2 separate regions of the Homo sapiens genome follow, and region 2 is linked to region 1. A link is an interaction called in ENCODE POLR2A ChIA-PET data of the cell type or tissue named here. Cell type or tissue: PC-3. All regions are shown on one strand.

Evidence for each region. ChIA-PET counts read pairs that join two places held together with the same protein. Peaks named below come from ENCODE experiments on the same cell type or tissue, not always from the same donor. Only the 100,000 strongest peaks of a DNase experiment are listed, where the experiment ranks them.
Region 2: POLR2A ChIA-PET joins it to region 1 with 5 read pairs; 12 of 35 experiments call an interaction of 5 or more read pairs at or near these places.

The regions. Positions count from the first base shown.
Region 1 is chr15:40,654,943-40,658,942 of GRCh38, forward strand. It overlaps KNL1 (kinetochore scaffold 1), which reads left to right. Exons shown (of 26, transcript NM_144508.5): 22 at 1-35; 23 at 2,100-2,209; 24 at 2,413-2,531. Among named protein-coding and RNA genes, the nearest start is that of RAD51-AS1, 38 kb to the right of the region's middle. In PC-3, no CTCF peak of the experiment used is centred here; no DNase peak of the experiment used is centred here.
Region 2 is chr15:40,596,548-40,600,547 of GRCh38, forward strand. All of the region lies in intron 1 of KNL1 (kinetochore scaffold 1), which reads left to right. Among named protein-coding and RNA genes, the nearest start is that of KNL1, 4.3 kb to the left of the region's middle. In PC-3, no CTCF peak of the experiment used is centred here; a DNase peak (open chromatin) is centred at 1,774.

The DNA.
Region 1 (4,000 bases):
GATTGTTGATGTCAATTTTCAATCTCTGTTAGATGGTAAGTAGAAAACATTTAAGCCTCTAAAAATTTGTTGGGGCTGGGCACTATGGCTCATGCCTTTAATCCCAGCACTTTGGGAGGCTGAGGCGGGTGGATCACCAGGGGTCAGGAGTTTGAGACCAGCCTGACTAACATGGTGAAACCCCGTCTCTGCTAAAAATACAAAAACTAGCCGGGTGTGATGGTGCCCTCCTGTAGCCCTAGCTACTCAGGAGGCTGAGACAGGAGAATCACTTGAACCTGGGAGGTGGAGGTTGTGGTGAGCCAAGATTATGCCACTGCAGTCCAGCCTGGCAACAGAGTGAGACCTTGTCTCAAAAATAAAAAATAAGGCTGGGCACGGTGGCTCATGCTTGTAATCCCAGCACTTTGGGAGGCCGAGGAAGGCAGATCACAAGGTCAGAGGCTCGAGACCAGCCTGGCCAACATGATGAAACCCATCTCTACTAAAAATACAGAAATTAGTTGGGCGCGGTGATGGGTGCCTGTAATCCCAGCTACTCAGGAGTCTGAGGCAGGAGAATCGCTTGAACCTGGGAGACGGAGGTTGCAGTGAGCCGAGATTGCGCCACTGCACTTCAAGCTGGGTGACAGAGCAAGGCTCCATCTCAAAAAAAAAAAAAAAAAAAAAGATTTAAAAAAAATTATTACATGCCGGGCATGGTGGCTCACGCCTGTAATCCCAGCACTCTGGGAGGCCTAGGCGGACGGATTACAAGGTCAGGAGATCGAGACTATCCTGGCTAACACGGTGAAACCCCGTCTCTACTAAAAAATACAAAAAAATTAGCCGGGCGTGGTGGCTGGCGCCTGTAGTCCCAGCTACTTGGGAGGCTGAGGCAGGAGAATGGCGTGAACCCGGGAGGCGGAGCTTGCAGTGAGCCGAGATCGCGCCACTGCATTCCAGCCTGGGCGACAAAATGAGACTCCGTCTCAAAAAAAAAAAAAAAAATTATTACTGGGTCTTGAGCAATGATTAATAGTAGCTATTTTCATAATTTAAAAATTACTGTTATGAGCACTTAGTCTGTATCAGGCATGTGTATTACTTAAATTAACACTATGAAGTCCATGCGATTTGTTCCCCATTTTACAAATTAGGAAACTACAGATCAAAAAACTTAAGTATTGTGTCTAGGATCACTTAGGTATTAAAGAAAGCCAGGATTGCTGGGTGCCGTGGCTCACACCTGTAATCCCAGCACTTTGGGAGACCAAGGCGGGCGGATCACTGGAGGTCAGGAGTTCAAGACCAGCCTGGCCAACATAGTGAAACCCTGTCTCTACTAAAAATACGAAGAAATTAGCTGGGCATTGTGGTGTGTGCCTGTAGTCCCAGCTACTCGGGAGGCTGAGGCAGGAGAATTGCCTGAATCCGGGAGGCGGAGGTTGCAGTGAGCTGAGATCATGCCACTGCACTCCAGCCTGGGCAATAGAGTGACACTCCGTCTCAAAAAAAGAAATGAAATCCAGGATTTAAACTCAGGTCTGTGTTACATGTAAACCCACACTCTTACTCAAGTACTGTTTCTATATGTGATAAAGTCTTGAGTTTTTGTAGAAATGTCCTATCTTCACCATACATGTTATAATCATGTTTGAAAATAAAAATGGAGAGAATACATCTGGGCATGGTGGCTCATGCCTGTAATCCCAGCACTTTGGGAGGCCAAGGCGGGTGGATTACCTGACATCAGGAGTTCAAGAGCAGTCTGTCCAAAATGGTGAAGCCCCCTCTCTACTAAAAATACAAAAAGTAGCCGGGTATGGTGGCAGACGCCTGTAATCCCAGCTACTCAGGAGGCTGAGGCAGGAGAATTGCTTGAACTGGGAAGGCAGAGGTTGCAGTGAGCCAAGATCACGCCATGGTACTCCAGCCTGGGTGACAGAGGGAGACAGGAGACTCCAGAAAAAAAAAGAAAAAGAAAAAATGGAGAGAATACTTATGTACCTGGTAGTTTGAGAATATTTCTAGCTTATATAATATAGTATTTTTCACTTATATAAAATATATGAATCATAAGTAATAACCTGCTTTTGCTTTTTTTTTTCCTTCCCCAGAGGATCAAGCTCCTCCTTCCTCCCTTTTAGTTCATAAGCTTATTTTCCAGTACGTTGAAGAAAAGGAATCCTGGAAGAAGACATGTACAACCCAGCATCAGTTACCCAAGGTAAAGCCCGATTGAAGTATTTAAAGGAAAATTTGTGATATCTTTCCAAAAAAAGCAGAACTGAAACTTTACATAAATAATAGTGGATCCTGAAATGATAAATGTATTCAATTGTTTAACTTTTTTGAGTTCTTTGTAAGTGAGCCACTAAGCATTGAAATGTTTTCATAATTTCACTGGATTTTTTTTCCCACTTTTTCTAGATGCTTGAAGAATTCTCACTGGTAGTGCACCATTGCAGACTCCTTGGAGAGGAGATTGAGTATTTAAAGAGATGGGGACCAAATTATAACCTAATGAACATAGATATTAATAATAATGAGTAAGTGTATTAGTTCCCAAGGACTGCCATGACAGAGTACTACAAATTGGGTACCTTAACAGGTTCTGGAGGCTGGAGGTCTGAGATTAAGGTGTAAGCGGGTGTTATTCTTTCTGAGGGCTGTTAGAATCTGTCCATGCCTTCTCCCAGTGTCTGGTGGTTTGCTGGCAATCTTTGGCATTCCTTGGCTTGTAAATGCATAACCTTGATCTCTCCCTTCATGTTGACATGGTGTCTTTCATTGTGCATGTCTGCATCCACATTTCCCCTTTTTATAAGGACACTAGTCATAGTGGATTAGGGGCCCACCTTACTCTAGTAGGACTTCATCTTAACATATTACTTGTGTAGTGACCAGATTTCCAAATAAGGTCACTTTCTGAGGTATTGGGGGTTTGGAATTCAACATATGAATTTTGGGAAATACAGGTCAACCCAACAGTAAGTACTTGGTCAGCAGTTTATTAAATGAATATATATATATAGTAAGTTCTTGGTCAAGTTGGTCAACAACTTGGGTGCAGTGGCTCACTCCTGTAATCCCAGCACTTTGGGAGGCCGAGGTGGGCGAATCACAAGGTCAGGACTTCAAGACCAGCCTGGCCAATATGGTGAAACCCCGTCTCTACTAAAAATACAAAAATTAGACAGGCATGGTGGTGGGCGCCTGTAGTCCCAGCTACTCAGGAGGCTGAGGTAGGAGAATCACTTGAACCCAGGAGGCGGAGGTTGCAGTGAGCTGAGATTTTGCCACTGCCCTCCAGCCTGGGCACAAAGAGACTCCATATCCTCACACCTGTAATCCCAGCACTTTGGGAGGCTGAGGCAGGTGGATCACGAGGTCAGGAGTTCAAGACCAGCCTAGGCAAGATGGTGAAACCCTGTCTCTACTAAAAATACAAAAAATTAGCCGGGCACGGTGGCAGGTGCCTGTAATCCCAGCTGCTTGGGAGGCTGAGGCAGGAGAACCGCTTGAACTTGGAGGATGGAGGTTGCAGTGAGCCGAGATCACGCCACTGCACTCAGCCTGGGTGACAGAGTGAGACTCCATCTCAAAAAAAAAAAAAAAAAAAGAGAGAATCTGTCTCAAAAAAAAAAAAAAAAAAGAAAGAAAGAAAAGAAATAATATATACCTAAGTTGGACATGCCAGTGTGAAAAGAAAATGAAATTGGGCTGGGACGGTGGCTCACATGAGCCTGTAATCCCAACACTTTGGGAAGTGAGGCAGGTGGATCACTTGAGGTCAGGAGTTCAAGATCAATGTGGCCAACAAGGTGAAACCCCATCTCTACTGAAAATACAAAAATTAGCTGGGCCTGGTGGCACACACCTGTAGTCCCAGCTAATCAGGAGGCTGAGGCAGGAGAATCGCTTGAACCTGGAAGGTGGAGGTTGCAGTGAGCCGAGATTACTCCACTGCACTCCAGCCTGGGTGACAGAGCGAGACTCCATCTCAAAAAAAAAAAAA
Region 2 (4,000 bases), 58 kb before region 1:
TTACAGGTGTGAGCCACTGTGCCTGGCCAAAATTTTATTATTAAATAATCACACTTACTGATTGGATATCTGTGCCTGTTGGACACTGCACAACTTCTGAAACTTTGGAATCAGTTTATACCCTGTCACCCTCATTTCCTGTAGTACTTTAATAAAAAATACTTGCTTTTGGGCCGGGCACGGTGGCTCACACCTGTAATCCCAGCACTTTGGGAGGCCGAGGCAGGCAGATCACCTGAGATCAGGAGTTTGAGACCAGCCTGACCAACATGCAGAAACTGCGTCTCTACTAAAAATACAAAATTAGCCAAGCGTGGTGGCGCATGCCTGTAATCCCAGCTACTTGGGAGGCTGAGGCAGGAGAATCACTTGAACCTGGGAGGCAGAGGTTGCAGTGAGCCAAGATTGCGCCATTGTACTCCAGCCTGGGCAACAAGAGTGAAACTCCATCTCAAAAAAAAAAAAAAAAAAAAAGGTACTTGCTTTTTATCACAGCAACTGCAAACAGTTTATCTTTACAGTGATGTTATTAAAACTAATGTAATGCAAATGTACTGTTTTGATCTAGTAGTTCACACAGTACCTGACAGGTGTTCAGAACTGCTGTGCATCTCTCAAAATTTTTAAATATCCCAGGACACCATTGTGAGTATGCTGCAGCACCCTTGGGTGCCAGGTACACAGTTTGGAATCAGTAACTTTTTTGTTTTTTTTTCTTTTCGAGACAGAGTCTCACTCACTGTGTTGCCCAGGCCAGAATGCAGTGGTGCCATCTCAGTTCACTGCAATCTCTACCTCCTGGGTTCAGGGGATTCTCCTGCTTCAGCCTCCCAAGTACCTGGGATTACAGGAACACGCTTCCATGCCTAGCTAATTTTTTTGCCCTGCTAATTTTTTTGTAATTTTAGTAGAGACAGAGGTTTCACCATGTTGTCCAGGCTGGTCTTGAACTCCTGGCCTCAAGTGATCCACCCACCTCGGCCTCCCAAAGTGCTGAGATTACAGGCTTGAGCCATCGCACCAGGCCCCGGGAACCAGTAACTTAATGTGTCAATAATCAAGAGTTTGGCCGTACCAGTGTTTTATAAATGAGGCTTAACTTGTGAGTCTGGAGTCTCCTATTTGTGTTGAAAGTGGAACTTAACAGTTACAGAATATTTTAAAAGGGGGACTTCAGTAAGTTTGAATTTTATCAGTTAATTGCTAACTGATTGGTCTACAGATTGGACAGGAATTATGCTTAATGACTGTTTTAAACAACAAAGATATTTAGGTGATCTTGAGTTGATAGTAGTTATTATCTGTGAATTTTGAACATGTGCACTGAATTTGAAAATATTTCCCCTGGGCGCGGTGGCTCACGCCTGTCATCCCAGCACTTTGGGAGGCCGAGGCGGGCAGATCACTAGGTGAAGAGTTCGAGACCAGCCTGACCAACATGGTGAAAACCCGTCTCTACTAAAAGTACAAAAATTAGCTGGGCGTGGTGGCAGGCGCCTGGAATCCCAGCTACTCTGGCGGGTGAGGCAGGAAGGAGAATCACTTGAACCCAGGATGGGGATGTTGTGGTGAGCTGAGATGGCACCATTGCTCTCTAGCCTGGGCAACAAGAGGGAAACTCCGTCTCAAAAAAAAAAAAAGAAAAAGAAAAAAAAAGAAAATATTTCCAAAGGAGAAAAAATATGCGAGTTGGTGGTCAAATAATTGTTTCTTAATTACTCATTCAGCAAATGTTTATTGAGGCTGGGCCTGCTGGCTTATACCGGTAATCCCAACACTTTGGGAGCAGAGCTGGAAGGATTGCTTGAGGCCAGGAGCTCATGACAAGCCTGGGCAGCCTAGTAGACTCCAGCTCTACAAAAAATAAAAATAAAAAAATTAGCCAGGAATGGTGGCAGGTGCCTGTAACCCCAGCTCCTCAAGAGGCTTGAGGATTACTTGAGCCTAAGAGTTTGAGACTGCAGTAAGCCTAGATCACACCACTGCACTCCAGCCTGGACAACAGAGCAAGACCCTGTCTCCCTGCCCCCTCCGGCCCCCCAAAAAAAACAAAAAAATGAGTGGGTTGGGGATATTGGGGATATATATTGGAAATCGAATTAGATGTTGGATTGAATAGAAGTAAATGGCTGTCATACTTTTTGGATCTTGGAAAGTTTTCAAAGTTTAACTATTAAGTTGATCTTTCCTATTAGTTTTTTGAATATATACTGTTAACTTACCTTCTATTTCTCGTTTGCTGTATTAAAAAGAAATTTTTTTAAATTTGTTTTCGAGACAGGGTCTAGCTCTGTTGCCCAGGCTGGAGTCTAGTGGCGTGATCACGGCTCACTGCACCACCTACCTTCCAGGCTCAAGCTATCCTCCTGCCTCACCCTCCCAAGTAGCTGGGACTACAGGCATGTGCTACCATACCTGGTTAATTATTTTTATTTTTAGTAGAGACAAGATCTCACTATGTTGCCCAGGCTGCTGTCAAACTCCTGGAGTCAAGCAGTCCTCCCACCTTGACTTCCCAGAGTGCTGGGATTACAGGCATGAGCCACCATGCCTGGCCCATTTGAAAAAAAAAATTTTTTTTAAACAACTATAGCTTTAAAAAAAGAGTATTTTTCAAAAAATTAGCTGAGCATGGTGGCGGGTGCCTATAGTCCCAGCTACTAGGGAGGCTACTTGGGAGGCATGAACCCGGGAGGCAGAGGTTGCAGTGAGCCAAAATTGCGTCACTGCACTCCAGCCTGGGTCACAGAGCAAGATTCTGCCTCAAAAAAAAAAAAAAAAAAGTTTTGTTTTGTTTTGTTTTTTTAAACAGGAAAGGATGTTAAAATTCATTAAGCATCCTCCCCCACCCCCCGAGACAGGGTCTTTCTCTGTTGCCCAGGCTGGAGTGCAGTGGTTTGATCTCTGCTCACTGCAGCCTCTGCCTCCCAGGGTCAAGCGATCCTCCCACCTCAGCCTCCAGAGTAGCTGGGACTACATGTGCGAGCCACCATACCCGGCTAAGTTTTGTATTTTTCGTAGAGGTGGGGTTTTGCCGTGTTGTCCAGGCCCCTTTGGACTCCTGAGCTCAAGTGATCAGCCTGCCTCGGCTGCCCAAAGTGCTAGGATTACAGGTGTGAGCCACTGCCCCCAGCCCTTAACTTTTTTCTTCATCTGTTGAGATGATTATATGATTTTTACCTTTTAATCTGTTAGTAAGGTAAATTGCAAGGTTGATTTTCTGATATTAAACCGATTATGTATTCCTTTTTTTTTTTTTTTTTTTTTAAAGAGACGGGGTCTCCCTATGTTGCCCAGGCTGGAGTACAGTAGCTATTCACGGTTGCAATCATAGTACACTGCAGCCTGGAACTCCAGGGTTCCAGAGATCCTCCTGCCTCAGCCTCCCAAGTAGCTGGGACTGCAGGCACATTGCCCCATATCTGCCCACCCAATTTTGCATTTCTGCAATAAAACCAACATGACCGTGATATATTATCCTTCTTACAAATTGCTGGATTCTTTTTGCTGATATTTATTTGGGATTCCTTTTTTTTTTTTTTTTTTGCAATGGAATCTCACTTTGTTGCCCAGGTTGGAGTGCAGTGGCCCCGTGTTGGCTCACTGTAACCTCTGTCCCCTGGGTTCAAGCAATTCTCCTGCCTCAGCCTCCTTAGTAGCTGGGATTACAGGCACCCACCACCATGTCGACTAGTTTTTATATTTTTAGTAGAGACGGGGTTTCACCATGTTGGCCAGGCTGGTCTCAAACTCCTGACCTGAGGTGATCCATCCACCTTGGCCTCCCAAAGTGTTGGGATTACAGGCATGGGCCACCACGCCCGGCTATTTGGGATTTTTATACTTTTGAGAATGGCATGTAATCTTTCCTTGGTGTGTGTGTATGTGTGTCTCAGAGGTGGTTGCAGGAAAGGAAGTTAAATTTTGATCTCCCATGGTGGGAAGACAGACAGTTTAATGGCTAAAACTAGAAAAATAGCTGGGCACAGTGGCTCATGCT